Regions from separate parts of the Mus musculus genome. Here region 2 is linked to region 1. The links are chromatin loops, found by intact Hi-C in ENCODE. Cell type or tissue: gastrocnemius. All regions are shown on one strand. Links, peaks and the distances in the headings refer to the core of each region. The heading gives the core; the rest is flanking DNA.

Region 1 (15,633 bases), core at 4,766-12,765:
CCCTGGGAACAACAGCTACAGTGAGCTGCGAAAGGCCCTGATGCAGCTACAGCCTCCATGAGGGATTCACACACCCTACACATGTTAGCAGAGGAGGCTCAGCAGCAGACAGTGAATTGCCTTGGGCTCCTGGAGAACCAGGCTGGACTGTTTTCATGTCACTCCTACAACATGTGTGCACACGCCCAGCCTACCAGAGTAATCGTGTCCTTGGCAAAATGGTCACCAACAAGGCCTAGAGACACTGAGTTCAGCTCCACAGGTAAGTAAAGGTGACCTAGAATTGATGGAGCTGGAAGCGGGCTGTGGGCCTGAGGAAGGGAGGCAGAGCAGGCAAGCAGATGTCTCACTTCTCCTGGGCGAAGCGCTGGACTTCCTGAGCGACCCTGCGCACTGCAGAACCACCCTGTTCCTCCTGTGCCAGCACGGACATCATGGCCTGTGCAAACAGGTACGTGTGCTCGCCATGGCATACCATCTTCTAGAAAGTTACAGGGAGACAAGGTCAGGTCACAGTGTAAGTGCAGATAAAGGAGTTTCTGGCCAGGGGTTTTCTGACCTGGAGAATCTTTACAGAGTGAGGACGTCTCATGCTCAGAAGACTGGCCTCAGCCAGCCGTCTCCATGTAGCCTGAGATTCAGAGGGACTTACTGCAAACTCAGGGAGATTTTTCTCAAGGTTTTCTTCTCCCCCATCCAAGATCGTGGCTAGAGAGGTCCGAAGCACTCTGGAGAACACTTCCAACTGCTGGCAGGCTGTGGACACGCTGGTGATCTCCCCTTGGTACCCCGCATCAGAAATGAGCTGCCACACAACGCAAAGCCAAGGGTCAGCACCTGGGGCGCCCGCCACCTTTCAGAGCAGTGAGCCAGTCAACTCTTTGTAGGGGCTGAGCCAAGCAAGAACTGCTCTTGATCCCCAACTTTTCCTATGCTTCATGCGGTGCCACCATGTAGGTGCTTGCTTAACCCAGACTCACACGTCTCCTGGGCCTTGGCATCTGAAAAAAGGCAGCCAGGTCGGGTCTGCCTGAGGCCTGTCAGCGCATATGCGCCATCTAAGCTCAGCTGTGCCCCACACTGCGACAGTCAGCACTGCCCTAAGCACAGACACCATCTCTGCTCCTCGCACCCAGGGCTGACCTGCTTCTCGTCTTTCCTGGAGTCCAGCGTTCTCCCTACCTTCACAGTGAAGTTGAGCATCAAACAGTCAGGATGGGCCTCGGCCAACTTATAAAACAGATCTCTCCATGTTGTGTGTGCGATCATCTGCTCAAGCCAAGCTGGGGTCTACCAAAGACAAAGGACAAGGCCAAAGACCTCACTTTAGACTCGGAAGTCTGTGCTGTACAAGCCGTGGTTCCAATTGAAGAGACCTATGGGCCCCAGCTCTGGGAGGAGCAGGGCTTGCCTTGCACAGGCAGTTTAGCTGAATGGTCACTTCCTGGATGTCGGGTCACAACTCTGGAAAGATGTGCCTAACCAGAGAGGGTACAGAACATGCTTCCTGGAAGACACATGAAATGTCCCATGGAAGCACGGATCCCTTGGGGCCACATCACGTACAACTAACTCATGTTTACCGAGCCCTTTGCCTTTGGCAGCGGGGAGAAAGGCATCCCTGCCACTGCGGGAGCACAATGGGGCTCCCAGAGAAGACAGAGTCACCTGGACCACTGGCTGGTCCTGAAGGAAGACGGCCAGAAGCCGCAGCAGTCTGTGACATTTCCTATACCTTCCTTCCAAGCCCGCCTCCCTCCACCAGGGGCTGAGCCACAGACCAGATCCACATGATTTATATACACTCTGCACAAGCTCTGCTCCATGGTTTCCTGTGTACCTAGTGTTTGTCATGCTTGCGTCTTGGAGGACCCGCGGGCAGCCTTCAAGCCAGACCTGCACGCAGTAGTCGGGGGAGACACTGGGTGCTCCTGGCCTCAGCACTGGAACCTCCCATGCAAGCACCTCACTCCTCAGAGTGCAGAGAGGATGCTGGCCAAGGCTGTGGCATGCTGGGGCAAGGACAGCGTCCCTCACCTCTCCTTCTTCAGTGAAAATAGAATCTGCTTTCCGAGGGTCGAAGTGCTTGATCAGCAAACTCTTCAAGTGGTTTTCCACAGTCTCCTGCACCTGCACAGGCTCAACGCCTGGGAGAAGATGGAAGCTTTACCTGAAGCAGCACCCCCTTCCGAACCCCCAAAACAGCATGGCCAGTCTACCAGTATCGCAGAGCTCTACCACCACCACAGCAACAGCAGCCAAGATTCTGGACCCTGTAGAATTAGCCTCTAAGTCTATTCAGTGGTAACACCCAAAAGAAAGAAACACAGTGTGGGTCCATGAGATGTCTGCCCTTTCTATATGGCCAAGAGAGACATCTTCAAACTTATACTCATCAAAAACAGAGGGCCAGGTGAGGAGCTCAAAGAGCACTCTGGCCCTGTGGAGATGGCAGGTGCAGTCAAGAGCCTCACTAGGATCCAGTCACCCTGACAGCCGTGAGGCAGCTGGTTTCCGGACAGTGCTTGAATGACGTCAGTGTACCCAATTCAGTGGATTTACAGTAAGGCTCTGTTCTGATCACATTAGCTAAAAGCCATCTTCAGAGCCAGTCCTAAATTATCCATCATTTAGTGCTGGCTGTAACAGGCCTCTTGAAAGGAGACACTGAGCATACACCGTGGAACCCTGTAATTCTACGGCTGGGGAAGCAGCTCGGTGAGAATCAGTTCACAGGCTGCCTGCAAACCCAGCAACTGAATCAGAGCTCAGAGCTGAGCACACAAAGCGGGGGACTCAGTCCTTCTGCCTTTGAATCTTGGAAACCAGGAATGCTTGGAAGGCTAATCTATCAGCATTGTAAGGACCCAAAGGTCTCTTGAAGAAGATGAGCAGAAGTTGGCTAGATGGCTCAGTGGTTACAGTGCTTCTCATACAAACATGGGGACCAAACTTGGATGTCTAAAACCCATGCAAAAGTACCAGGTGGGCATAGTGGTCAACTTGTAACCCAGCACTCAGCAGGAAGGACAGGGTCTACAGCAGCACTCAGCAGGAAGGACAGGGGTCTACAGCAGCACTCAGCAGGAAGGACAGGGTCTACAGCAGCACTCAGCAGGAAGGACAGGGTCTACAGCAAGCTGGCTGGTGAGAGTAGCCATCTCAGCAAGCCCTGGGCTTGACCGAGACCCCATGATAATGAGTGAGGCAGTAAAGCAAGCCAACAAGACTCCAAACTCAACCTTGAACCCCCATCTGCATCTATGCCCATCACACCCATGTGTACACATATGCTTGTGCACCCACACATCTATGTATACACACACACACACACACACACACACACACACACACACACAACTTGTAAATGGAAAATGAAACAGGAGGGTAAGTGGCCAGGACAGGGACTACCCTCCCAAGCACCTGTCTGAATGAGCCACTCAGCCAGCAGGTTCACTGTCTGGGCCACTGCCGTGTAGTTCTCAGATAAGAGCTGGATGACGTTTTCTGGAGACCCTCCTGCCTGGAAATACCTGGGAAGAGCAAAAGGTCAGCTTTTACACTGAGGGGACACAGAGGAGCTGGGGTAGACAGGTGGGCAGGACAGGCAGTCGGGGTTCAGGGTCTTCTAAGGGGCCAAGGACTCTAGCCAACTTCCCTGCCGAGGTCACATTCTTCACACCCCCGAGTGTGCACACTGCCCTCGCACACCTCTTCAGAGTGTTGAAGATGGAGGGCTCCATGATGTAGTCCCGGGTGGAAAACTTATGCAGGCATTCCTGCTGCACCTCAGCATCGTCCTCTCCTTCTCCGGAATCATCTTCCTGATGCTGGGAAAGGCAAGAGCCCCGAGAGGTCCCCTTAATATATAAATGCCCTGCAATCTTGCTCTAGAGATCTCAAAGACCATTTTCAAAGTGTCACACGCATGATCTCATCTGACCCTATAACAACCTCACGATGTGAGCTAGACAAGAGGCAGCTTCAAAGGGGTCAGGAACCACACCAAGCACGCTATCTGCTGGATGGTCCACAGTGGTGAGTCTTGTACACCAGGCCTGGCATTCTCTTTCAACAAAGGCATTCATGACTCCATTCCAGTCAGGAGTGGGGTCTATGAGCTGGCCTAGGGAGGACCAAGAGTGACAGCTGACATTCAGCTCAACAGTCAGCCACCGACACTACTCCACACCGGCTCCCCGATGCTCTCCAGTAAAGACTAACAGAGTGACTCTTGACAGTAAGAGCCACCAAGTTACACTTACTATCACCAACCCTCCAAATGACAGGCTTGTCTAGATTTAGACATACTTCTAGCTGGAGGCCACCCACGCTGGCTGTCTGACCTGCTAACAAATACATGGTATGAGCCGGGCAGTGGTGGCGCACACCTTTAATCCCAGCACTTGGGAGGCAGAGGCAGGCGGATTTCTGAGTTCAAGGCCAGCCTGGTCTACAGAGTGAGTTTCAGGATAGCCAGGGCTACACAGAGAAACCCTGTCTCGAAAAAAGAAAAAAAAAAAGCCAATAAAAAAACAAAAACAAATACATGGTATGGTGGACCGAGTGACCTCAGGTCTGTCTGGCTGCAAAGCTGTCGTCAAAATAGCAAGCAGATACTCTGTAACAATGACTGCACTGAGTCTGGGAACCTGAAAAATACAAGACATAGTGTTTCCATGGGAGGAGTTCGCAAAGTAGGAGGCCAACCTCCAGGCAACTGACATGATGAGGTAAGAGCCAGGCCAGGAACCAGCAAAAGAGCCAAACTCAATCCTCTCCCTGTTCTCGTAAAGAAAATATTGAAACACAATTATAGCCACTCTTGTGCATTATTATCCGTGACTACTTCTCCTAATCTGGTTGTTAAGTAGTTATGAAACAGCCCCACACAACCTAAGACACATACAATGTGGCTCTTTACAAGAACTTTGTCCCAGTGGTCTAGACTCTCTGACAGCAATGTGCTAGGAGCAGACAGAGTCCACCGACTTCATTCTGATGGCTGGGGTGTATTCTCTCGGACCACATCTCTAAAGGGTGCCTGCAGAAGGTTGCACTTCAATCTAAGAGCCACTCAAACGATGTCAGCATTGCCAGGCTTCTACCCTGCCCCCCACCCTGACAATATTTCTCCGACACACCAGGCCTTGAAGCCTCTCTCATGTCTACAGCTTCAGCCGGCTGGACCTGTCTTGACCACTTCAGATGGAAGCATGCAACACCCTTTCCCACTCTACATCCCAACAGGACTCTGAACTCTCAAGTTCAACTGATCCGGTCTTTGCCTGGAAACAGAGCAGCCCGCACAACGAGACTTCAATAAATGACTCCTCTAGTCAGCCATGTGCCACCCAGAAACCTTGGATGTGTCCTCAGTTTCTCCTCCTCTCCCTTCCCTCCTACTGTCTGCCAGCAAGCCCCCCCACCCCCCGCACTCCATCTCCCATTCGAGGGTCCAGGATGCTTCCTGCAGCAACACCTCCATACGCCTGCCTCAATCTGTGACCCCACGAAATCACCTTTCACGTCGATGCTACCCTCGTTAAGTCACAAATCTGACCTAGCTGCTTAGTTTCCTGTTTCCCTCGGCAGGGAAAAGAACCCCAGCTCTGATGTAACCCTGTCCTGCTTACCTGTGCAGTCTCAGCTACCATCAGTCCCGTGTACATCCTGTGGACAACTCATCTAAGTGTCTATAAGTCAATTGCTTTGAGCTCCCACCATCCGGACTCAACAGCACTGTAGGCTCTCTACCTCGTCCTGTCCCCAAACCAGGGAAGATGGACCCAGCTCAAGTCTCCATCCTCCAGCCCTCTGGACTTTCGCCCCTTCAAGTACAGTCAGAGAATAGAGATGAAGCAAGTGGGCAAAGCGCAGGGGTGTGCAGTGTTTTCACACTGTCACATTCCCACCTACAGGCGTGCTGAACCACAGTCAGGACACCTAAGTCACAGGTGTGACACCCCACTAGCTCATCCCTCTCATTGGAGAGAACACATTAGGGTCAACAGGTCAAACCAGCGTCACTAAGACTGAAATTCAGTGCCAGGTATAGTGGCGCACACCTTTAATCCCAGCACTTGGGAGGCAGAGGCAGGCAGATTTCTGAGTTCGAAGCCAGCCTTGTCTACAAAGTGAGTTCCAGGACAGCCAGGGCTACACAGAGAAACCCTGTCTCGAAAAACCAAAAACAAAAAAAAAAAGGACTGAAATTCAGTGGACTCTAGGCCAGGGCCTGGCACGCCTAACCCTCAACAGACACAGAACATGGACGACAACCACCAAGCTAATCCACAGAGTACTTTCTTGTGTCTGTGTGGTCTCCTGAGATGTTCCTGTGTGTACATTGTCTGTGTGTAGATGTTAGAGATCAAGGTTGGGTGTCTTCTCCAGTCACTCTCCACACCCCTTTTTGAAGGTCTCTCGGTAACACGGACGGTTCAGCTGGCTGGCCAGGGGGCTCCAGGGATCCCCCGGTGCTGGATTACAGACAAGAGCTTTTTATGTGGATGATAGTTTCTGAACTCAGGACCTAGTGCTCCTGTGGCAAGCACAGTACTCGCTAAGCCATCCCCGACTCTTACTGAATCTGAACCACCTCAGTTACTGAGCCACTTAAGTGACACAAAGGACATCACTCTGAGTCTTCTTTCCTTCCTTATGCCCTGGGCAGGTGGCTGAGTCTTTCTGCCTTATTTTACTTATGAATAACACTCAATTCAAACTCTAGAACAGTGGTTCTCAGCCTTCCTAATGCTGCAACCCTTCAACACAGTTCCTCATGCTGTGGTGAACTCCACCTGTAAAATTACTTTTGTTGTTACTTCATAACTGTCATCTGCTACTGTTAGGAATCACAATGTGAATATGCAAGATATCTGATATGACCCCCACAGGGTCACAGCCCACAGGTTGAGAACTGCTGCTCTAGCGCCTAGCCTGCGATACCACACAAAAGCACTTAGCCCAACATCCAAATTAGCTAAATCCAACTCTATATATCCACCTCCGAGTTCCCAAGTGATGTAGTATGCTCTAGCATACAAACAGATGCCCAGGGTCTTATGTCCTACTGGTCAGCAGCTAGCTCTATAGGACCCCTGGAAGCTGCAACTGATGACTGACAGCTCCTGGTCCAGCAACCAACCAACCAACCACGGAGGGCTTCCCTCACTCGGTTCCAGAAACCCCTCACCTTTCCTCCATCACCCTCACTGCACCACTGACCACTCCACTGGTATACCTCACTGCATCCCATATTCATTCAAAGCTCATCTCACTTCCTGTAGAAAAGCCAAATTCCAGGGCCCCTACTCACTGTCCAGAAGGATATGGGAGGCTTAAGTCAGTCATACAGCTGGGTGGACTTCTGATTTCCTAACCCTGGTGTTTGGGGGGACACTGAACGATACCCGTTCCCCATCTCTCACCCAAATCTTGGACAGTCGGGGCTACGAGATCTTTCCTGTCCTGTACTCTAAGGATGAATGAAATCACCCAAAAGTGGAAAAAAAAGTTTGGTCTGTCCAGCACCGGAGAGTGTTTTCCCAACCCCAGAATGCTGCTGGAGTTTGGAGTTAGTTTGTTCACTGTATCACTGTGGTCCACTTCTCCCTTAGAGTCTGTCCTGCCCCCTCGGGCACCATGGCTTCTGCTTCGCAGAGATCAGCCCCAGGTGTCACTGGGAATCGGAATGCATGGGAAACTGAGGTCCCTAACGGGGCAGGACCGGCCCGAAGCCCTGAGTGCAGTTCCTGGACCCGCTTTGCTAGGGTCCGGGGTCGGAGGTCAGGGAGTCAAGGGTCACGGGTCCCCGTACCCGGGTCTGGCCGGAGCAGGAGCCGCGAGGACAGGACACAAACCCGGCTTCCTGGCGGAACGCCTACGGCCCTCTCACCTGGCCGCCGTCTGCCTCTTCGCCCCACTCTGAGGCATTCCCGAAGTAGTCTTCTCCCATAATTGTACCCGGCGCCGGACCCGCCATATCTGCCGCGTCTCCTCACTGCGCGTGCGCCGGACACAACAAATGGAAGAGCGCGTGCGCGGTTCTGGGCCTCAGGCAAGGCTAGAGAGGCGGAGTTGGAAAGGGGCGTGGTTACAGAGGAGGCGTGGCCTAGTCTTTGGCCTGCTGGGCGGGGAAACACCTTGTAGGATCTCTCATGAGCAAGATGGCTTGAGTCACAGCTTTATGTCTGCCCAGAACACTTCCAAGTTACCTTTTCTCCTTTTTAAGACAGGGTCTCGCCGGGCGCGGTGGCGCACGCCTTTAATCCCAGCACTCGGGAGGCAGAGGCAGGCGAATTTCTGAGTTCGAGGCCAGCCTGGTCTACAAAGTGAGTTCCAGGACAGCCAGAGCTATACAGAGAAACCCTGTCTCAAAAAAAAAAAAAAAAAAAAAAAAGACAGGGTCTCACTCGGAAGTGCAAGCATGCTTCCAGTTGCTATAAAAACCTCGAACCTTCAGTGAGCTTAAGCTTTGCCTGGACAGTGCAGCTGCCAACCGAGCAGGTATCACAGAAATGTTCGGATTTCTTTTACTATGGGCAAAAAGTACTCGGTGCATTGCAGAGCGAGATATAAAACATATTTCCAGTGGAGGAGGCCCTACAGCCTACAAAAGCCATGACTGGGCTCTGGAAAAGTGGACCCACTGAACACCTAGACTGAAGATACCTGGAGAGGCCTCCTGGCAGGTGGCCCCAAATCATCGATCGGGGAGGTTAACACCATGGGCTCTGGATGCAGACAGTGAGGAGAGGCTAGAGAAAAGAGCCAGCCATGTAGTACAGTCCTCAGGCACTGTCTGCAGAGCTGTTGGAATGCTATTTTACTTCTTCCTTCCTTCCATCATTTGACAAGTGTTTGTTGAATAACTCCTAAGTGCCTGGATCATTGATAACACCTGGAGTACAGTGACGTACTCAGGGACGAGATCCTTGCCACTTTGCCACCCATGATCCGAGGGAGCTAGCCTGCAAACAAAGGGGAGAAATGATAATACTGGATAACCAAAGTAAATAGTCTGTAATGATAGAAGAGACTTTCCCAAGATGCTCAGGGTGGCTCTTTCCATTCCAAATAACCTGGTGAAGAAAGTCCCCCACCAGAGCTTGTGGCACCCTGCATTGTAGTTGATGCCAGAGCCACCCAAGGTGACAACCACTTGCAAGGCTTTAGTCCGATGGCACATTGAAGCACTAGACACAGAGTTAGCAGGTAGTCAGCAGGAATTAGTTATTATAAAAGTTCATCTGGATTTTTGTTTAAGGAAAGTGATGGAACAGATATATCTGGAATGTCTAGCTATTTGCTACACCCAAAGAGGACTTATGGAGAGGAGGGAGGAAACCAGAGTTGCAGGGAGTGAGGAGGAAGGTGGAAAGGCAAGGAATGGTCTGGTAAGAGGCTACTTAGACTTCCAGTCTGTACACTCACAGATAGCCCAGCAGGAGGTAGGTTTCTGCCTGGGGACAAAGATGTGTTCAGGCTGAGGCCATTGGAGGCAACCCTGAAAGGCTTCTTTGCAGATGGTGGAAGGACCACTTTCCATCTCTCTGCTTGGTGGGTCTAGATCCAGCTCACATGATGAAGGAGCTTTAAGTTCAGGAGTGCCCTGCTATGGATTTGTTTCAGGCTCATTTTTATTTGTTTTCTGAAAATGTTGGGAATAATGAATGTCTGTTAAATTCCAACTATGGCTCTTAGATACTGTCTGAGTGGAAAGCAGGCAGATTCATTTATGAATAATTAATTGCACGTACAGAAGCAGGGATTGTCTAACTCACCTCTCCCTTAACCAATAAATGGCTAATTATGACAGTGGTTAACAAGCCTAGCAGCATTGCATCCAGCCTATGTCACTGTTGCTAGAATAACTGATCGCTAGCCTCCTGAGATACTACTGTTCTCTGGAAAGACTCATCCAGCCTGATTTCCTTAGCTTTCATTACCTGAAATTAATCCTCTAGTTATTTGTTCCCTTGGTTAAGAGGTCTATGGGAGGGCTGGAGAGATGACTCAGCAGGTAAGAGCTCTGACTGCTCTTCTGAAGGTCCTGAGTTCAAATCCCAGCAACCATATGGTGGCTCACAACCGCCCGTAATGAGATCTGACACCTTCTTCTGGCCTGTCTGAAGACAGCTACAGTATACTCACATACAATGAATAAATCTTTAAAATAAAAAAAAAGAGGTCTATGAGAGCTAGAAGTTGTGGTCTCATGTGATCCATTAAAGAAATATTCAGTGAGTGCCTCCCAGGTAGCATGGGCTAAGACCTGAGCTGGGCACACAGCCTGTCAATCACTAGGAAAGAGAAGAGAGAAAGGGGAATCTGTCACAGATAGGAAGGAAGGCAGAAGCCTAAAGCAGGGGTCATTCGGAAGTTTTCCAGGGAAATGTTGAGACTTAAGGTCCTGAAGCTGAAGGGTGAGGAGAGAAGAGAGACGCATGTTGACAGTGGGGTCACTGAGGGGCCTCAGCAGGGAAGCACTTGCCCCCAGCCTGGGGACACGTCAAAACATAAAGTCGGGGTGGGGAGAGCCGGGAGAGGGTGTCTGCAGCACCAGCCTCCCTGGACTTCCTCACAAGCTGTTCCTGCTGTCCATCGCCTTGGTTTGTCGCTCTTGGGCCCTGAGACTTGGACATGGACCTCTCTCCTACTTCCTCCTGCTAGGAAATCTCACCCACCCCTTATCTTCCAGACCACTATATGCTGTGAACCCTCATTTGCATTGTCAGCTTCCATGTCTTCTCAAAGTGTCTGGTCTTGAGTATTTAACCAGCAAACTGACTGTTAGCTTCACTGTTAGAGATCCGAAGGGCACTGCAGCATCTCCAGGAGAACCCCCAAGCTTAGTCCTTGCCCTTTCAGGTGGTCACCTCCATAGTCACCCACATCAGACACCTGCAAGTCACTTCTCACTTGTGTTCCCTTCCACTCCTGTGAAGCTTGTCACATCTTTCCATAGGTCTCCATCTTCGCTGCCAACACCTGAGTTCAGATTCATACCAACTCTCACCTGAGTGACTACCGAAGCTCAAACTGGTCTGGGGCCTAGTCCCTGGCTGTCACTTCTTCTCACCAGAGAAGATCTTACTTCACCCTGAGTACAGCTGTACATAGAAGAGACGTGCAAGTCAGTTACCAATAGTAAATCATAGATTTATCTCAAAACAATTCTTTTTGTTAAGGATGTATCTATCCTATGTACATGACTACACTGTAGCTGTCTTCAGACACAGAGAAGAGGGCACTGGCTCCCATTACGGATGGTTGTGAGCCACCATGTGGTTGCTGGGAATTGAACTCAGGACCTCTGGAAGAGCAGTCTGTGCCCTTAACCACTGAGCCATCTCTCCAGCCCCATAGAACATTTTTTTAGGGCCCAGAAATGTAGTTCAGTTGGTAAATGGTTACCAACCCACTCCTCTGGAAGGCCTGGATTCAAATCCCTGCACATAAAGCGGGTGTAGTGACACATACCTATAATCCCAGCACTTGGAGGGTGGAGGCAGAAGAATAAAAGGCTCAAGGTCATCCTAGGCTGAACAGTGAGCTCAAAGCCAGCCTGGATTATGTGAGACTGCCTCAAAAACAAATAATTCCTCAGTATGCATGTACTTTCAGCATTTGTTAAAGACGAAAACAAATTTGCATGCTAACAAGACCTCTGTGCTTATTAATCGTTGCATAAGAAATTAAATCTTGGTTTAAGATTTGATCCTACAGGATGTAGAGTTTTTTTTTTTAAGTGTTTCCAGAGTTGATTGATATTTTGATTTTATAATTGTCAATGCCAAGAACACCACTTCATATAAATACATAGTACAAAGAGGCAAAAGTATGTTCAGGAGCATTTCAGGAGTTGAAGTAAATTCTATTCTAATCCCAACTTGAAAAATCATTTTTCTAGACTGGGTGTTTGTGTGTATGTGTGTATGTTTCTGTGTTTAAGTGTGTGTGTCTGTGTGTATATATCTGTGTGTGTATGTGTCTCTGTGTGCCTATGTATATATATATATATATATATGTGTGTATGTGTCTCTGTGTGCCCATGTATGCATAGATTTGTGTGTCTCTGTCTGTGTGTGTATGTGTGTGTACATGTACATATGTCTGTGTGTGCATGAGAGAGAGAGAGACTCGTGTCAGCGTTTCAGTATCAATCCTTCAAATACTAATACAGTACATATACAGCCCCCAGGTTTGCTAATCTGATACATGCTGATGAATGTTCAGAGAAAACTATTACCTTTGTTTTCTTTCATTAAATTATTATTATTATACTTCTATTAGTAGATAGTGAAAACATTACAGTTCATATCACAATAGTCTAAAACTGGAGTGCACAATTACAGGCAGCTTTTGTCTGTGCAGTAAAAGGTGTTAAGGCTCCTGAGGCGCACACTGTGTGTTCAGAACCTAGGCCAGAGTGATGAGCCAGGCTGCAATATGGGTGAGTTCTGTGGGAAATGTCTCAGATTCGTTAGATATTAGATTTTCCTTTTGGTTTTTGTGGTCATCAGTACACTCAGAAACCTTTTGTTGTTGCTTTATTTCCATGATGCCCACATTCAGTTATGTGAGCTTCTTAACAGAGCAGGACCCAATACAGATTAAGATGTTAAGTTCCCAGTCCCAACAGATATGTCTTCAAAACAACTCCACACCTAGGGCTTGGGGAGCAAAGCAGAAGGAGGAAGGCAAGAATGTAAGATCTGGAGGACCAGGGAGTTTGCTGTGAGATTGTTTCTCCTAGTAATGTCAAGCTATACCCATAAAGTCTCACCAAATGACTGTCCAAACATGAATTGGGCAAGGACAACAAGAGACATGGCAGAGTGGACAGGAGACCCTCAGCTCCCCACAAAGAAGTACAAGCAACTAACGAGCAGAGACGGGAGAACTGGTCTACCCAGGAAGTGTGCGCCAACTGTTTGGTATCCAATACCAAACAGTCAGTCCTAAAAACATACAGATAATACCATTATACAGACCAAGCAAGGTGTGTTTATGTATTTAGAAATATATATGTATATACATACATACACTGTACTTTTTTTTTAAAAGACTTATTTATTTAATGTATTGTTTATTTATTTAATGTACACTGTAGCTGTTCTGATGGTTGTGAGCCACTATGTGGTTGCTGGGATTTGAACTCAGGACCTTCAGAAGAGCAGTCAGTGCTCTTAACTGCTGATCCATTTCTCCAGCCCATACATGTATGTCTTAACAAGTAGTGAAAAACAGATAAAAGAGAGCAATGAAGGTTTGGAAGGAGGGAGGGAAGGGGAAATGATGTAATGAAATTCTAGTCTAAGAAATAAAGGAAATAGTTAAAAAGAAGCTGGGCTCTACTGCATCTACCCTCCAAGCAGTCGCATGGTGATTTATAACATAGATCATGAGAATCCTTATCCCTTTTGTTCAAGAGGTGGAGCTTAACCTCAGCCGCCTGGGCTGGGCTGGGCTGGGTTGGGCTGGGCTGGGCTGGGCTGGGCTGGGCTGGGCTGGGCTGGGCTGGGCTGGGTTGGGCTGGGCTGGGTTGGGCTGGGCTGGGCTTTGAAATTCCCTCTTTTGGAATAGAATAAAGAAAAGCCTTGGAAGGCTTGAGGCCTGGGACACCTGGAGTCATGTGACCTCCATCTTGGCCCCTGACTCTTGGACTATTCACTTCCAAGGAGGTCAGGTGCAATCATGAAAAGCCCAACTGAGAAGTTCCCAGAAAATGTATCCTCCTGCTCCTAACTAAGTATGTGTGAGATGAGTCTGCACACCTGGCCTATGCTTGGCTGATATCTTGTCTACAGTGTCATAACCCTTAACCCAAACCATCCATCCAGTTAGGCTGCTTGCGAATTCCTGGCTCGCAGAAATAGTGTTATAAAATGTTCATTGTTTTAAGCAGATAAATTTAGGGATAATTTCTTATCTATTGATAATTTACTCCTAAGAGTATCTGTAGTGTTGGTTTAAAACACAAACACAAGGCAGACAAGGTAATGTATACTTGTAATCCCAGCATTTGGAAGTCTGAGTCAGGAGAATTACTGTGAGTTCAAGGCCAGAATGGACTATATTTGCTGAAAGCTGTCTCAAAAGCAAACCAGAGAGCTGGCAAGATGGCTCAGTGGTTAAGGACCTGCTGCCAAGCCTGATGGCCTGAGTTAGGCCCAAGGAACCCACAGCAGGAGACTGACTCCCAAGGGCTGTCCTTGGTGATGGCTTTTCTTGGTTGTCACCTGACTACATCTGGAATTAACTGTAGCTCCAGTAACTGGGCACACCTGCCAGGGATTTTTTTTTCTTAATGAAATCATTGAAGTGGAAAGACCCATTCTTTTCTTCTTTTGTTTTTTTTGAGACAGTTTTTCTGAGTAACAGAGAGAGCCCTGGATGTCCTAGACTTGCTTTGTAGATCTGGCTGGCCTTGAACTCACGGAGATCTTTCTGCCTCTCAGGTACTCTCAAGTACTGAGATTAAAGCTGTGCACCACTACACCCAGCCAAGGGAAGACCCAATTTTAATCAGGATCTTTGAGATAGAAAGATAAACCTTTAATGCAGATCTTTTGAGGTGGAAAGATCCACCTCTAATCTCGGCCACACAGGCAGCCTATGTGAAGGGCAAGAAAAAAGCAAGCTCTCTCTCTCTCTCTCTCTCTCTCTCTCTCTCTCTCTCTCTCTCTTGTGGACTGGATAACCACTGGATTCTTAGACCTTCTATTCACAGATAGAAGCCATTGTTGGATTATCTGGACCACAGCCTGTAAGTCATTCAAATAAAACTCCCTTTTTATCTATATCTATATATCTCTATCTCAGAGAAAGAGATTCATTATATAAGTTCTGTTACTTTAGAGAACCCTAATATATTCGCTGATCACCATACAGGCTTTGTGACGTGTATGTGCCCACCCCCACATATATTATGTATGCACAATATAATAATAATGATAAATAAAATGTTAAATAGAACACAGATTGGGGGCTGAGACTTTAACTCAGCTATAGAGCACTTGGCTAACACACATAAGCCCATAAATTCAACCCCAGTCCAGCAAACAGAGAAGCAAAACCCACCAATGAATTTTTGGCCCCATGTGCTAAGTTCATCTCAATGACCCCTGTTTCACTTGGAAGAAACAAACCATTTCTCTGCATGGCAGAGTGTCAGTCAGGTTGACACAATCCACCACCCAAAGGCAGCAATAATAAGTCCTTGAGAAAACCTTTCAAAACTTGACATTTGGACCTCTAGGGATGGACCAGAGCATCTCATACACTGAGAAGCAGTAATTCATCAAAGTCACTAAAGGTCAAGCAAGAAAATGTGAGATGGGCCAGTCAGATAGCTCAGTTGGTGAAGATGTTTGCGGATCAGGCCTGGTGGCCTGAGTTTGATCCCTGGGTCCCATGTAAGTGTGGAAGGATAGAGCAGACCCCTCAAGGTTTTCCTCTGACCTTCATGCATGTGCTGTGGCGCCACCTTCTCCCCCAAATAAAACTCAGTGCAGTGAAGCTTGGAGACCTTCTTGCCTGCATCGGCTCCTGCTCTTGAAAGCATAGCAGAAAGGATGATCAGAAAGTGGTGCTCATCAGAAGCAGGGGAGGCAGAAAGCAGAA
Region 2 (15,633 bases), core at 4,336-12,335, 71 kb after region 1:
AATTCGTGACCCCTGAGTACAGTGTGGCACAAGTCGTTACCTTTAGAAAATACGTTGTTTTACATTCAAATGAAGACTTAAAATTGAGCCTGAATATTTATTTTTAACAAAACAAAACAAAGCAAACAAGCAAAAAAAACCCCGGTGGCAACTTAATGACTCCCTGAACCCTTTTTGAATTCTTAAAATTCTAGAATTTTAAACAGCTACATGACGTACATAAAAATACATGTATGAGGTAGTCAATGTACATTAGGAAAATGACTATCAATTTTCCATTAGAGTGACAAAATGAAAATTAGTAAATCTAGTACCAGGACAAAAGAGAAATGGAATTTAAAATGTTTTAAGCAGAATCCTACAGTTGGGGGAAAAGGCTTGAATACAACCGAGTAGGCGGTAGGGTCCCGGAGACAAACCCAGGGGCCCGTAGAGAGAGGAAAGAGCATTTGCAAGGCCAGTCTCTGAGCGAAGAGCATCCAACCTCCCACCAGATCGTGGAATCCCATGGCACCCTACAGGATTTCCCCTTGGAGTCACATGTTCTGGACTCCTGACTACTGGCATTGTGGCAGAACACTAGGAGATGATTTCCTGTCTTCCAGCATCTTCATAGGCAACAGGGTAGGGCAGTGGTCAAGCAGCAGAATTTTAACCCATCGGTAGAAACCTGTCTTCACTAGGGTTTCTCTAAGCCTTCATTACTCTTGGATAAAATGGCAGCTGTAGGCAAACAATCACCTACTGATCGGTATTGACATTCACTTGACATAACTGCCCTGTGGCATGGGAAAGTGTGTTTCCACACTGAAGCCTATTTGGTGCATGCAAAGCCATCCTATGCGTATTGTCCAGGGGAGGCTCTAGAATTTCTAGGAAGGAGAGGACTACCGGAAGCCACCTTGGGACAGAATCTGAGGGGTCAACCTTAGCTTTCCTGGTAGCTGTTTATATAGTTTTATATTTTCAGGTGAATGCAAGAGAATGAGTTTTGTTTCTGAATTTATTTGGGGGTCTGTGAGGTATTGTGCTATGTGTGGGCTGCTCTGGCTATTTGCATCTAAGCCTTGTGCTCAATGTTTATAATGTTAATTGGGAGTCTTTGGAGAATTTCAGGAATTTGGGGCTGGCAATTATTTGCATAGCAAATCTCCATCTTAGATTGTATATTTATTGGATAGTTTTTAGTGATTGTGGGAATTTGTGGGCCTGTCTCATTTATTTGTATGGCAAGTCATTGGATTGAATATTATGTTAATAGGGCATGTCAGTGGAGGATCATAAATTTTATGGGCATATTTGGCAATCTGCATAGTAAATCATTAGGTTGGATGTTTACTGTGCTAATTAATGGAGGTCTTTGTAAGACTATGGGATTTAAGGGTCTTCTGGGTATTTGTATAGAAAGCCTCCATCTTAGATTATGTATTTATTGTCTAGTTTGGGGGGATTACAGAAATTTGTAGACTGATCTGGCTATTTCCTTAGCAAGCCATCATCTTGTAGTGTGTGCTTAGCAGACAGTGTGAGGAATTGTGGGATGTTGTGGGTGTGTCTCCTAGCTGTTTGCATCTTAGATTATGTATTTATTGGATAATTTTGATAGATGTGGGAACTGGTAGGCCTATCATCTAGCTATTTGCATAGCAAGTCACTGGATTGGATATTTATTATGTTAACAGAAATCATCAACAGAAGACTTTAAAGGTTTGAGGGGAGTGTCTTCTAGCTTTGCACAGCAAGCCTTCATCTTGGGTTGTATACTTTTTGGATAGTTTTAAGGGATTGTGAGAATTTATGGGGGTGAATTCTAGCTGTTTGCAAATTAAACCTCCATCTTAAAGTGTGCATTTATTAAATACTTTTGAGAGATTGTGGAAATTTGGGAGGGCTGTCTTCTGGCTAGTTGTATAGCAAGCCCCAACTTAGATTATGAACTTATGGAATAGTCTGAAGAGATTATGGGAAATTGTAGGTGTGTCCTCTATCTATTTGCATGCCAGCCCTCCATCATGGGTTGCATGTTTATTGGAAAGCTTTGAGGGATTATGGGAATTTTTGGGTGTGCCTTCTAGTTATTTGCATATTAAGTCTCTATCTTAGATTGTGCATTTATTTGCTAGTTTTGAGGAATCATGAGAATTTGTGGACCTGTCTTTTGGCTACTTGCATAACCAGCCCCATCTTTATTTCTATTGTATGTTTATTTGGGGGGGGGAGCAAAAGAAGGATTATGGGAATTTATTAAGTGTCTTCTTGATAGTTGTATAAAAGCTGCCATCTTGAATTGTGCATTTTATTGGATAGGTTTGAAACACTGTGGGAATTTGTGGGCATGTCTTCTGCCTATGTGCATATCAAGGCTCCATCTTGGAATATATGTTTATATTTGAGGGATTGTGGGAATTTTGAGTTCTGTCTTTTTGGCTATGTGGATAGCATGTCACCGGACTGTTTATTATGTTTATTAGGGATCTTTAGACGAGTATGGGAACTTGAAGAGGTCTTGCTATTTGCATATTGAGCCTCCATCCTAGATTGTGTTTATGGATAGTTTGGAGGGATTGTGGGAGTTTGTCTGTTGCTCTGACGTGTGCATAACAGGCCCTTGGAATGAATGTTTATTTTGATTACTAGAGGGGTTGGAAAATTATAGGAATTCTGGAGTGTCTTCTATTTGCCCAGCAAACCTCCATCTTGGAATATACATTTACTGGATGCTTTTGAGGGATTATGGGAATTTGTGGGCTTGACTGGATACTTGCGAAGCAAGCCTCCACCTTTACTTGAATTATTTAGAGAGAGTTCTGGGTTTATTTTGCACCAAAATCTGCATATTTTAATTACTAGGTTGAGGTAGTGTGATCTAGCTTTGGGAAGACATAGAGAGAGATACAGTGAATGGTAAGAACTCCTTTTGTGGCCCTTCGTGGCAACCATATCTGAGATAAACTATAAAATTTAATCTACCTGGGTTTAATTAATTTGGATAATAGAATAGTTGGCATACTTTGTGGTCTTGGTTACAGAATTAACTTGACTAATGTCTCCTTTGGTCCATTTCAGAGACATGGTATGTTAATGCTGGGCTCAACTCTGGGCTCTTCCCTGTATGATAAGCACAAACTTGGGGTATGAGACTGAAGGGTAAAGATGAGGCAGGTCCAAGTCATAATCCAGTTAGGCTTTTCTCTGGGCTTCCCTATTGTTCCCCTTCTCACACCCAATAATATGTTGGGCCCCCATGTGTCCCATCTCATACCCAATCATATGTTGGGCCTCCTCATAGGTCCCGCTTCTCACACCCAATCATATGTTGGGCCCCATGTGTCCCATCTCATACCCAATCATATGTTGGGCCTCCCCATATGTCCCCCTTCTCATGCCCAATCATATGTTGGGCCCCCATGTGTCCCATCTCATACCCAATCATATGTTGGGCCCCATGTGTCCCATCTCATACCCAATCATATGTTGGGCCTCCCCATATGTCCCCCTTCTCATGCCCAATCATATATTGGGTCCCCATGTGTCCCATCTCATATCCAATCATATGTTGGGCCCCATGTGTCCCATCTCATACCCAATCATATGTTGGGCCTCCCCATATGTCCCCCTTCTCACACCCAATCATATGTTGGGTCCCCATGTGTCCCATCTATACCCAATCATATGTTGGGCCTCCCCATATGTCCCGTTTCTCACACCCAATCATATATTGGGTCCCCATGTGTCCCATCTCATACCCAATCATATGTTGGGCCTCCCCATATGTCCCGTTTCTCACACCCAATCATATGTTGGGCCCCATGTGTCCCATCTCATACCCAATCATATGTTGGGCCTCCCCATATGTCCCCCTTCTCATACCCAATCATATGTTGGGCCCCCATGTGTCCCATCTCATACCCAATCATATGTGGGGCCCCCATCTGTCCCCCTTCTCACACCCAATCATATGTTGGGCCTGCCCATGTGTGCCCCATCTCATGCACAATCATGTGTTGGGCCTTTCCACATGTGCCCCATCTCACATGCAATCATATGTTGGGCCCCCATGGGTCCCCCATCTCACACCCAATCATATGTTGGGCCCCCATGTGTCCCATCTCATACCCAATCATATGTTGGGCCTCCCCATATGTCCCCCTTCTCATACCCAATCATATGTTGGGCCCCCATGTGTCCCATCTCATACCCAATCATATGTTGGGCCTCCCCATATGTCCCCCTTCTCACACCCAATCATATGTTGGGTCCCCATGTGTCCCATCTATACCCAATCATATGTTGGGCCTCCCCATATGTCCCGTTTCTCATACCCAATCATATGTTGGGCCCCATGTGTCCCATCTCATACCCAATCATATGTTGGGCCTCCCCATATGTCCCCCTTCTCACACCCAATCATATGTTGGGCCCCATGTGTCCCATCTCATACCCAATCATATGTTGGGCCTCCCCATATGTCCCCCTTCTCACACCCAATCATATGTTGGGCCCCCATTTGTGCCCCATCTCATACCCAATCATATTCGGGGCCCCCATCTGTCCCCCTTCTCACACCCAATCATATGTTTGGCCTCCCCATATGTCCCCATTCTCACACCCAATCATATGTTGGGCCTGCCCATGTGTGCCCCATCTCATGCACAATCATATGTTGGGCCTTTCCACATGTGCCCCATCTCACATGCAATCATATGTTGGGCCCCCATGTGTCCCATCTCATACCCAATCATATGTTGGGCCTCCCCATATGTCCCCCTTCTCACACCCAATCATATGTTGGGCCCCCATCTTATGCCCAATCATATGTTGGGCCTCCCCACATGTGCCCCATCTCATGCCCAATCATATGTTGGTCCCCCATGTGTCCCCCTTCTCATGCCCAAGCATATGTTGGGCCCCCATGCGTATGCCCCCATCTTATGCCCAATCATGTGTTAGGCCTCCCCACATGTGCCCCATCACATGCCCAATCATATGCCCAAAACTCTTAACTTAAATGTGCTTAATTAATTTTCACTAATTCATCTTGGAGTGGGAATGCTTTCAAATGTTTCCCAAATAACTCCCATCTCCCCCACCCATCACATCCCCAGCCTTCTCTGTAGGCTGCTTGCCTCATTCGGGGAAGTAATTGGTCAAAGGGCAGCTAGCAACTGCCTGGGGGCAGGATAATGGGTGGAAGCTTTGATGCGCCAAAAACTAGGTTCCCCCAGTCTATAGTGCCAACTCCTCAGCCCACTTTTAGCCCTGGGACCTGTTCTCCACCTCCCAGTGGGTGCCGAGACCAATCCCACCCATGGACCCTGGGACCCACTTGCCGCAAATCAAAGAGCAACACCGTATTTTGCTCATTTTTAATTTTTATTGATTTTTTAATGCTGCACAACACAATATTTATTTCATTTTGAATTTCATTTATTTCTTTATTTCTGTTGCTGCTTTTATTTTATTTACTGAAAGTGAGAGGGAACTTTTGTGGCCTTTTTTTTCTTTTTCTTCTGTAGGCCGCCTTAAGCTTACTAAATTTGGAACATCTAAGCAAGCTGAAGGGAAGAGGGGTTTTTCAGAATCACTGGGGGAAAAAGGAAAGGTTGCGGTGTTGATCATGCCCTATGGTGGGTGACCAACTGCTTGTACAATTACGTTTCACTCTTAATTAATTGTGCTTAAGGCTGAATTAAATTTGGGTGTTCCCTTCTTAGAGCAGCTCGTATTGGCGGAGATGCATGCGCTGGATGATGTCACGGCAGTCGTTGAAGACACGGCGGATGTTCTCAGTGTCCACGGCGCAGGTAAAGTGAGGGTAGCAGTAGTGGCGCCCATCTCCACTAGCAGTGCTGATTCTCTGTAGGCAGAGAGAGGGGCTCGGTCAAGCAACCCTCTCCAGGAGCCCCTCACCCCACCACCAGAGGACCAGCCATCAACTCATAGTACAATACAATGGAAGGCCTGGACCGCTCAGTCTCCAAATCCAGCACTGACTGGAGAATACTCGTGAGGAGGAGTAAGGGACTACAAGTCCTACTCACCAGAAACTCATCCCGAATGAAGTACTTGGCCCGGGTCACGCGTGGGTCCTCTCCCGGCTCGGGAGTCGCTACAAAAAAAAAAATTATTAATTATGCTAATTAGCTTAGAAGACCTAGTCTGACACCATTGTAGCTCATCACCCCCAAACTCTTGATCTCTGCCTATGAAAATGAGGGAAATAAATGTCCCTGGCTTCCCCATAGTGGGAGGGGCTAGGGACTCTCAGCCACACCTTGTGCCCAAGAACCACCTGACTAAACCAGCGCCATGACCGTACCATCCTCAGGAGTGGTGTAGCGAGCGAACTCTGGAAAGTAGTCCTCAATCTTCGATTTGCCAGCGAGGACTTTCTCAGCAAGCAGGTCTTGCTTGTTGAGGAAGAGAATCACAGAGATGGTGCGCAGCCATCTGAGGAGAGAGGGGCCAGGTGAGAGCTGGGGCCAGAGCAAGCTGCAGACCTACAGGTTGAGCCAAGTCAGGGAGACCCCACGCACCTGTTGTTCCAGATGCTCTTGAAGAGGTTCAGAGCCTCCTGCAGGCGGTTAGTCTGGTTGTCCTCCCGAATGACCATGTTGTAGCTGCTGCTGGCCACCACGAAGATGATGGCAGTCACATCATTGAAGCACTGGATCCACTTGCGGCGCTCATCGCGCTGGCCGCCCACATCGAACATGCTGGAACCGGAAAATACTGGGTTACCCTGGGCCCACCACTCTCCAGGCCAGATAGTTGGGGCGGGACAACGATTCACTTACTGGAAGTTGACTTTGTCCACCTGGAACTTGGTCTCAAAGATTCCAGAGGTCAGGACACGGCAGCGAAGCAGGTCCTAGAACAAAGAGGGGGGTCAGTAGGTCTCACCCTAATTGCCCGGAGAAGAACCAGCAACGTGGAACCCCAGGCTTGAGGACAGAGGCGCACGCGTACCTGGTCACTTGGCACGTAGTCGGCCTGCTTGATCACATCAATCTTGTCCAGGAAGCTTGAAAGAAAAGGAGACACGGTGGTCAGTGTGTGCCAAGTGTGTACCCCGTAAGGCAAGTGGTGGTGGGATCCGCCCTTGCTTTTGACATGTAAGAGAAGTTTAAAACTTCATCCCTTTCCTAAAGCAATGTACAAGTGCGGGTTTAAGGGTGCACAGGTCTCTGTCCAGGACAAAGCAGAGCCAGCCCTCTCCCTGTCTGCTTTGGAAGACTCTCATTCATTATTGAGAACTGAGCCAAGACAAGCTGTGGGCACAAAGGGGCTGTTCTTGCATTCACCACTTTGAACAGGAAGCAAAGACGAAGTTCCCTTCCTATCTACTGGGTCTGTGAAACAGAAAAAGTTTGAGATAGCAAACTTTTAGTTTAAAAAAAACAAAAACAAAACAAAACAAGAAGAAAGAAAAGTTGCTCGACTATAAACACAGGAAAATTAACTTTTGCCTTTTGCAGGACTGAGATAATGTAATATGAAAAAGTAATATTAATACTAGTTTGGAGGATTTGGGGGCCAAGGGCCAGAGGGCTGGGAACTCTTTTAAAGTAGACCAACCAGAAAGGAGCATAGTCTATTTAAAGAAAGCCCCTGAGTTTTTTTGTTTTGTGTTTTTTTTTTTTTTTCTCCTTCCCCTTCCTTTTTACCAGTTCCGAGTTAGTCTGGCTTAGAGGATACACTAACTGGCCCAATCAATCTTACATTACAGCACAGGCCCACAAATAGCTCCCCAGCCACCCTGGCCTCCAGCATGTTGCCATGGCAACAGAACCACAATTCTATAAATAGATCCTTAGCACCAAATCTTGTGAGAAGACATCTGGAGTGGGGCCAGCCAAACTGCAGCTCAACAAACACAAACCTGGCAGTTTAAGAACCAACCAGGTCCAGGCCCAGTGCCTCCAGCAAAAAGGCAGTTAGACAAATGAGCGGGCCACTGTGCACTCAGGCTGGGGAGAGGCCTCTTACACAACTTGAAAGTTGTTTTCTTTTTCTTGAAGTTGGTGCCACGTGGTACAGTGTTCAGGAGTAGATTGCACTGCTTTCAACAACAAGACATCCTTAAAGTGGTGTGATCCCCAAAGAACCTGGCTAAATCACTGTTAATCAGTTAGGAAACTGACCCCAGCAATTCCCTACCGGGTAGCTGAGCCTCCTCATCTTGTATCTGTACTTAACTCCTGAATTGGATCCAAAATACAAATCACAAACAATTCCAGGATCTCCATTTGTTTTCTGTTTCTATAATTAGTGCTTCCAGCTTTTAGTACAAACTTTTGAGAAAAATCAGGAACTTTGCTGGAGGAGGTGTGGGGGCTGGGGCCTGTGGGGCTGCTTTTCAGTTCCTTGAAAGAATATATAACTGTGTGTATTAAGTCATGACATGCTATATATGTAGCAACAAGTCCCCATGGGAGAGTGAGCCTAGGAAAGGGTCACTGTCCCCCTCCCATCATGAAGCTGAAGTGCCTTATAAGGTACTGAACAATAAAAAGTCTGTGTATTTTATATGAGGAGGCCAGTATGTGTTTGCTACACTGTGTGCGCCCCTAAATGCTTAGAGTTCATATCCGTGAGTTATACCACTTTATTACAAGTAAGTATTTTGCCTTGCTCTAGCAGGTATTAATTGTTTATGTAAAACAGTATCAGTGGTCTATAAAGTGCAATTAAAAGCTTTATAAAACAAATGAACCAGACTGGAACTCTCTGACTACTGGTGGGTTTGTAGCTTCCTGGCTTCTGAGCTTCTGTTTTGCCATGGGGGGACAGCTACTTACTACTGGGCACAGTCAATCAGCTGGTACTCATTGGAGCGCTCGTAGCAGGCACGCACTCCCTCATCCTCCCACAGAGCCTTGGCATGCTCATAGAATTCCTGAAAGAGAACCCAGGAAAAACGTTGGCTGACAGACTGAGCTCAAACCAATCAGGGACCCCACCCCTGGAATTCTAAGGCCATCGCTCGCTATGTGAGTCCAAGTGTGAGCCCCCGGGTTAACCAGCGCTTGGAAAGAGCCTGCAGTTCTGTTAAACTCCCAGAAATCTATATAATGAATTAGCATGCTTTCATCTCTGGGGAGTGCTCACAGTCTTGGGTGGCTGCTTCTGTTAGTCTTGTGAGGGGTGGGAGCAAACCAAATGAGTAAACTCCCCCTAGAATTATGTGTACAGGAGGGATATGTACTACCCTGTGGGAGGGACATGGGCCAAGGTTAGAATATTGTCCAGATATCAGAGTAGCAGATGTCAATGACATCAGATGCATTGTGGGTAGGCTGCCATTTTGTCTCTGTGAATCATGGGAATCAGATGACTATAGAATCCATGCTGTGTTTCCCTGTTGGGAGGGTTGGTTTTTGTTGTTGCTGTTGCTGTTGTTCTTATTGTTTTAATCAACAGCTATTTTTTTTTTAATGTACCTGCCTGTACTAATTTTTCTCACAAGTTTGTAGCCAAAACCCATCTAAAAAACACAAACCCCACAAAAGCTTAAGAAGAGGCAGCAATGACTTCTTAACTTTAGACAAGTCTCTTCTTTTGGCTTTAAAAATCTTTGCTCCCCCCACGAAGGGTTAAAGTGTACATATGCTTGACGCAGGGCAGTTCTACCCTCTCTAAAAAAAGCTTTTAGAAAGCCAAGAGACCCTTGTCAAGAGGGTCAGGCTCCCGGCAAAGGGCTGATGAGAACAATTTTTTTCTTATAATGTTCCATTTTGTAATTTATGTTTAGATCTGAACATTGGAAGGTGCATATTTGTACTAGGCTGGATTAACTGGACAATTAGGACTTGTGTGCCATGTGTAACAAACATGTGGTTTTGTCTGTCCTCATGTGTATGAGGGGAATAATTGAGCTTGCCTTAGCTCAGGACCTCTCCTCCATAAAAAAAAACTCACTATCTGATAAATGGAGGACTAGGTTGAGGTCTAGAAAAGGTGATGGAACTTTGTTCATCCATTTTGGACAAAGCCCTAATCATGTCTTTATCATCCTTTAGTCTTAGGCATATGCCTGGAGTTAACTTATGCATTCACACGGCAGGTATGTGTCTGGTCACTCTGGCCTGATGCAAGTCTGGCCCTCGTGTTCCCACTGGGACTAAGGTGAGAGGGGCAGAGGAAACCAGGGTTAGGGTGGAGCTTACAGGTGGGAAGTCAAAGTTCGGCACGTTCATCACGCTCAGAATGTAGTCCACTCTGAACTGGTTCTCAGGGTTGGCCAGCTCCACAGGGGGCACCAGGTTGCTCATGGCGGCCACAATGGTCTGAAAACAGTTTAGCAAATTGGTCAGGCGTGGGGGTGGGGGGGGCAGCACCGTGGGGCGAGGGGCTTGCTAAAAGATAAGAGCAAGGAGCTAGACACATACTTCAATGGCCTCCTTCAGGTTGTTTTTGATGTCCTGCACTTTAGTGGCCTTCTCACTACAGTGGGATTGAAAGGAAAAAAAAAAGAAAATCATATTGCATCCTGCCCACCAGGGTGTTATCGTCATTGAGACACGTCAACTAAAAAGCATAGTATTCTGTTTTCCAAGGAATTGTGGGCTAGATCTATAGATTGAAGGCATCCAAATAAAAATAAATCATAATTTCCCAATCATGTCCTGAGGACAGGCCTGATAAGGCTGGGTTAGAGACATGGCATCGAGATCTTGATTAACTGGACCAGAAATTGCACCTGGTCTACTGTCCATTCCAACCACACCCTGCTGCTTCCTGCGTGGCTCTTGATTAGCACAGGGAGGGTTGTATGGAGGTAGGGTTAGTACATGCTGAACTTGGGATTCAGTAGTTTGTGAGACCCAGAGGTGACAAGTGTTTATTATTGATATTAGGGTTTTCCATTTCCATATTTGTAGATCTAATTATTTAAGTATCTATGCATCTGTCACCAGGGAGGGAAGATGTTGTTTGGGGTTCTGTGGCTCACAGCACTTTTGAACAGGCCCCCAGTTGTGGCTAGGAGTCCTGGGTCCCCACATTGTTGGTGGGCATTGGGTTCATGGATACTGGAGGAGGAGTTGGCTAGATGTTTGCTTATTTAAACCAGCCTCTGGGATAACTTCTGTGGCCTTTCTGGGATGATTTGTATGCAGTCAGAGTCAGCGATCCCACAGGTCACAGGTCACATCTTCTGGTTTTGGGGGTGGATGGTGTCCCCCCCAGAAGGAATGCTAATTTATGGAGGTTACAGTGGTTCAAAATGCTGTGTCTTTTAGGAGACAGCCTATATGCCAGGCACAGCCATAGAGAATCTCGAGCTTGTACTTAGGGGAGCAGCAAAGCCCCACTTCCCTGCTTGGAGCAGACTCCATTTTGTCTGAGCCTAATCTTCTGCATGGCCAATGGGGGATTAGAAGACCAGCATGCACTGCACCCTCAGGGTGAGGCCTGGTAGCACAGAACAGGGCATTGGAGAGGAACAGACCCTTTCTGATAAGGAAACTGAGGTAGAGGACTAGGTGGCAGTGACAGAGGTAGGGCAGAGGTGCTTTTACTGACATTAAATTGAAGTCACAAGATAGCGAAAGTTAAATCACGCCCCCTCCCCATGGAACAGGGTAGAAAATTAATTAGTAAAGTTGCAAGATGGGGACCAGAGGCTACTATAGCCAGGAGGGGTGGCAGGCAGGCCTCAGGTGGAGATCTGGGGGGCCATGTGCCTGACAGAGGTGTAGAGATCTTGGGGCATGTGGATACCTGCCAATAGGGTGGGGTTCTGGGGGGTCATGTGGATATCTGCCAATGGAGTGGGGGTCATGTGGATACCCACCAATGGGGTGGGGGTCTGGAGGATCATGTGGATATCTGCCAATGGAGTGGGGGTCTGGGGGTCATGTGGATACCCACCAATGGGGTGGGGGTCTGGAGGATCATGTGGATATCTGCCAATGGGGTGGAGGTCTGGGAGGCATGTGGATATCTGCCAATGGGGTGGGGTTCTGGGAGTCATGTGGATACCCACCAACGGGGTGAGGGCCTGGGGGTCATGTGGATATCTGCCAATGGGGTGGGGGTCTGAGGGATCATGTGGATATCTGCCAATGGGGTGGGGTCTGGGAGGCATGTAGATATCTGCTAATGGGGTGGGGTCTGGGAGGCATGTAGATCTCCTAATAGGGTAGGGGTCTGGGAGGCATGTGCATTCCTGCCAATGGGGTGGGGGTCTGGGGGTCATATGTATACCCACCAATGGGGTGGGAGTCCGTGAGGCCATGTGCATACCCACCAATAGGGTGGAGACTTGGGGGACATGGGGATACCTGCCAATAGAGTAGGGGTCTGGCATCATGTGGATACCCACCAAAGGGATGGGAATCTGGAGGTGCCCACCAATAGTGGTGATCTGGGGGTTTCTGGGGTACCCACCAAGAGTGGGGGTCTGGGGGTCATGTGCATGCCTGTAAGTTGGGTGGGGTTCTGGGGTCATGTGCATGCCTGCAAATTGGTTGGGGGTCTGAGGCCATGTGAGTGCCTGCCAATAGAGTGGGAATATGGGGGTCATGTTCATGCCCACCAATAGGACCACACCCAAAGAACCCATTCTTTCAACAAAGACTTATCATAGCTGATATTTGGGGCTTTCTTTCCATGCAGGCTTGTGTATTTTGGGAGGGGCCCTGTGTTCTGAATGATCTCACTATATATTTTTTATTGGTGTCCATCTCTTAGGTGAGGGCCTGCAAGGTTTAGAGGTTGGGGGTGTTCTCAACAGGAGGGAGGGGGCGAGAGCTCGGCTACCAGGATTTTGACATGGCCATGACAGTGGGAAAATCAGAGCCCAACCCCTGCAAGCTGCCTCTAGCTCCACACTGTAATTAGAGCAAGCCCACCACTCAGAACAGGAAAAGAAGGCAAGAGGAAACCCTGAGTCCCCATGGCCACTGCAGGCAGGAGGGGCTATCCTGGGGCTGGGGCAAGCACTCAGGATGTGGGATCTGTACACACCCAAAAGCTGCTTGGGGCCCACAGACTCTTAAAGCTCCAGGTACCACCCAGTGTTTTAGAGACACGGCGTGCCCACCCTCAGAGGGGCTGATTCTGTTACGGTGTGAGAGGGGCGGCGCACGTTGAAGCTCAGCTCTGAAGTTATGCATTTCTGAGTTGGTTTTAGACTCTGGGACTAGCTATAGATGTCGGAGTCTAGAAGCATGTGTTTGATGCCCCCAGTACTCTAATGGAGAGTTCAGAGGAGCCTCCCCTATCCTGCCTTGGGGCTAATCTACTCTGTTTTTAAAAAATGGCTTCCTGCCATTGGTACTGAGCCCCAGATGCCTGGTTTTAAGGCCCCATAACAAAAAGAAATGAGGCTAGCTGGGTATTAACTACCCCCGTCGACATACAGGTAGAAGGAAGCATTTCCCCAGGGAAGAGTCTCCATTCAGCTTGATATTTCGTTCTAAGTAGTAGTATGATAATTGGAAAGCTTCCAGTCTTAAAATACAGATATTCTGAGAACGTGTTCAGCATTCATCTACGTATGTGAATAGGTGTGGGAGTGTATCCAGTATAAAACAGCTAAAATAGAAAATCTAAAATCTAATTCGGGCGTGTAGTACTAAAACAAACCTCTTCATTGAAGAGATTACTATGTAGATGAAGCCATCTTGCTGGGGCCAGCAGGTTTATCCTCATTTGTAATACTGCTTAATGAATTTAACGTTGATTGTGAAATTCAGAGAAAATTCCTTAGATGTCTCTAAACTACTTAACAGAGGCAAGATGTGTGCCCGGTTTCGGGATTCTAACTGACTGGAAAGTTGGAGTGGGCGGTATCTATAGGATGATGCTCCCCTCCCCGCTCCCCCCCCCCAAAGTGTAAGGCAGATTAGTGGGGTTAGCATTTTGTTTAGTAGGTCCTGCCCCTCTCCTGTTAAGTGGTAAGGGAAGGCTATGTGATACCCATCCTCCTCCTCTCTACCCTATCTTTGTGCTTGTGGGGAAAAGACAGACAAAAGAGCAGACAGAAGACAGACGCAAGATACAGGGATTGCTGAAACATGCAGAGAGTTTTATTTATCAGGAGCGTTAATAGTTATTTTTACTTGTAGAGTCATAGGAAGAAAGACGTGCAGGTATTAGTAAGGTTGAAGGGGTTAGCACAGCACACAATATATAGGAGGCTCTCTCAGTAGGGGCTTGCCACACTTCTCGGATGCCAACTTTTGGTACAGTAGATTATCAATATATCGATGCCTTTTCTGATTGCTGTTCTACTATGCTGTTGCCAATTAAAGACTTCATCCCATCTTTCTGTTTTTAACTTACGCCTAAAGGTTAGGTTAGGGACCCCTCCCCCCTCCCCCACCCCCCCCCATCCCCAGGAAAACAGAATAGTATTCTTATTAGTAGTTTCCTAAGACCGGGCAATTCCAGCATGCAAATTGGGATAACTGGGGTAGGACATAGCGAAGATGGAGGACTGTAGCCATCATCTAGTGGGGGTAATAGACTCTAAAAGAAACAGATGAACAAACATGTGTCAGTCACTTTGTCCCCGACCCCCAGATCCTTTGACCCGCCCGTGCCCGGTCTCAGAAGTCATTCCTCGTCCATGTTCTAGGCTGGAAGCTGCTCTATGGATTGACATGAGAAACAGCCCCTGCATCCTGCATGCTAGTGAGCGCGAATGGAGCTGCATGGATGTCTGGCATGCGTGTGCGTATGTGTGTGGGCATGAGATGGTTGTGGGGATGAGAAAGCAAAATAATAAACAATGATAATGAGTGGGGTGCCGTCACAAATGCTCTTGTTCGCTGGGTAACGTAAAGTGCCTTGCATTAACAGTTAAATTTTTTTTTAAATAATTTCTAAGGCCAGAGGTTGTCAACGGCCTGCTGCCTAAGGGCTGCAGCATTAGGCATATTTTTTTTTAATTGAGGAAATAAGTTAAGATTATTTTTTTCCAAATAGGTCTGAAAACTTAAAGTCAGACTGACCATTGTGTGGGCAGAATTTAGCAGTTTTGAAAGGCAAGTCTGTTGGTTTAAATGGAGAACTGGGGGAAATAAAGACCATATGGGAAACATCGACTCAAAATCTTAAGTTCTCATCGGAAGCCGAAATGGCTAACCTTCCCCCGGCTGTATCTAGTTATTCTTAAAACCTTCTCTGTTTTGCACTTTACTTGTTGACACGTCATTTGCAAATGCACACCAAGATGGCTGATGGCCCTGGGATGATCTCTGCTTTGTTCCCCAGTCTGTGTCCTCAGTTTCCCCCGCTATGGTCTTCATGTTTGTTTTGTTTGTTAGAAGAGTTTTCTGTTTTTGAATGTGCCTACCCATCGCTGTTGCTCCTTGCAGCCTGCGGGTCCTCTTCGCCGCCCCTTTTAAAGAGAGATTGAAAGCTCACCTATCTGCAAGGCACTGCAATTTCATACAAAACCCACACAGTCTCTGCATCTTTAAACAGTCAGGTAAGAAAACCTGACAGTCCTGCGTACCATCCTCCCGGTTAATCCTTAGGTCGCTTTTCTGGCTAAATGGGGATGTCTACCGAGACTCCACACCTTCCTTCCTGCATTAGCAGGGCCCTCAGGAGACTCAGGCTGGAGACAGGAGGGACGGGTAATTGTTTTCCTCTGCTTTCGCTAAATGCACATGCACC

The links. Peaks named below come from ENCODE experiments on the same cell type or tissue, not always from the same donor. Only the 100,000 strongest peaks of a DNase experiment are listed, where the experiment ranks them.
Region 2: it touches region 1 in a loop (4-fold over the local background); 12 of 42 quality-filtered maps call a loop at or near these places.

What each region holds. Positions count from the first base shown.
Region 1 is chr2:174,408,224-174,423,856 of GRCm38, reverse strand. It overlaps Nelfcd (negative elongation factor complex member C/D, Th1l), which reads right to left and starts at 8,053. Exons shown (of 15, transcript NM_020580.3): 1 at 7,901-8,053; 2 at 3,712-3,830; 3 at 3,424-3,533; 4 at 2,038-2,147; 5 at 1,183-1,290; 6 at 653-805; 7 at 351-481. The coding sequence starts at 7,987. In gastrocnemius, for the core only: no CTCF peak of the experiment used is centred there; a DNase peak (open chromatin) is centred at 8,036; H3K4me3 peaks cover 1,383 bases; H3K27ac peaks cover 914 bases.
Region 2 is chr2:174,336,466-174,352,098 of GRCm38, reverse strand. It overlaps Gnas (GNAS (guanine nucleotide binding protein, alpha stimulating) complex locus), which reads right to left. Exons shown (of 12, transcript NM_010309.4): 3 at 15,308-15,352; 4 at 10,392-10,446; 5 at 10,170-10,289; 6 at 8,802-8,899; 7 at 6,970-7,024; 8 at 6,798-6,871; 9 at 6,537-6,716; 10 at 6,320-6,450; 11 at 6,042-6,109; 12 at 5,355-5,857. The coding sequence ends at 5,711. Among named protein-coding and RNA genes, the nearest start is that of Gm30189, 17 kb to the right of the region's middle. In gastrocnemius, for the core only: no CTCF peak of the experiment used is centred there; DNase peaks (open chromatin) are centred at 7,826, 10,243, 11,728 and 12,000; H3K4me3 peaks cover 2,895 bases; H3K27ac peaks cover 5,363 bases.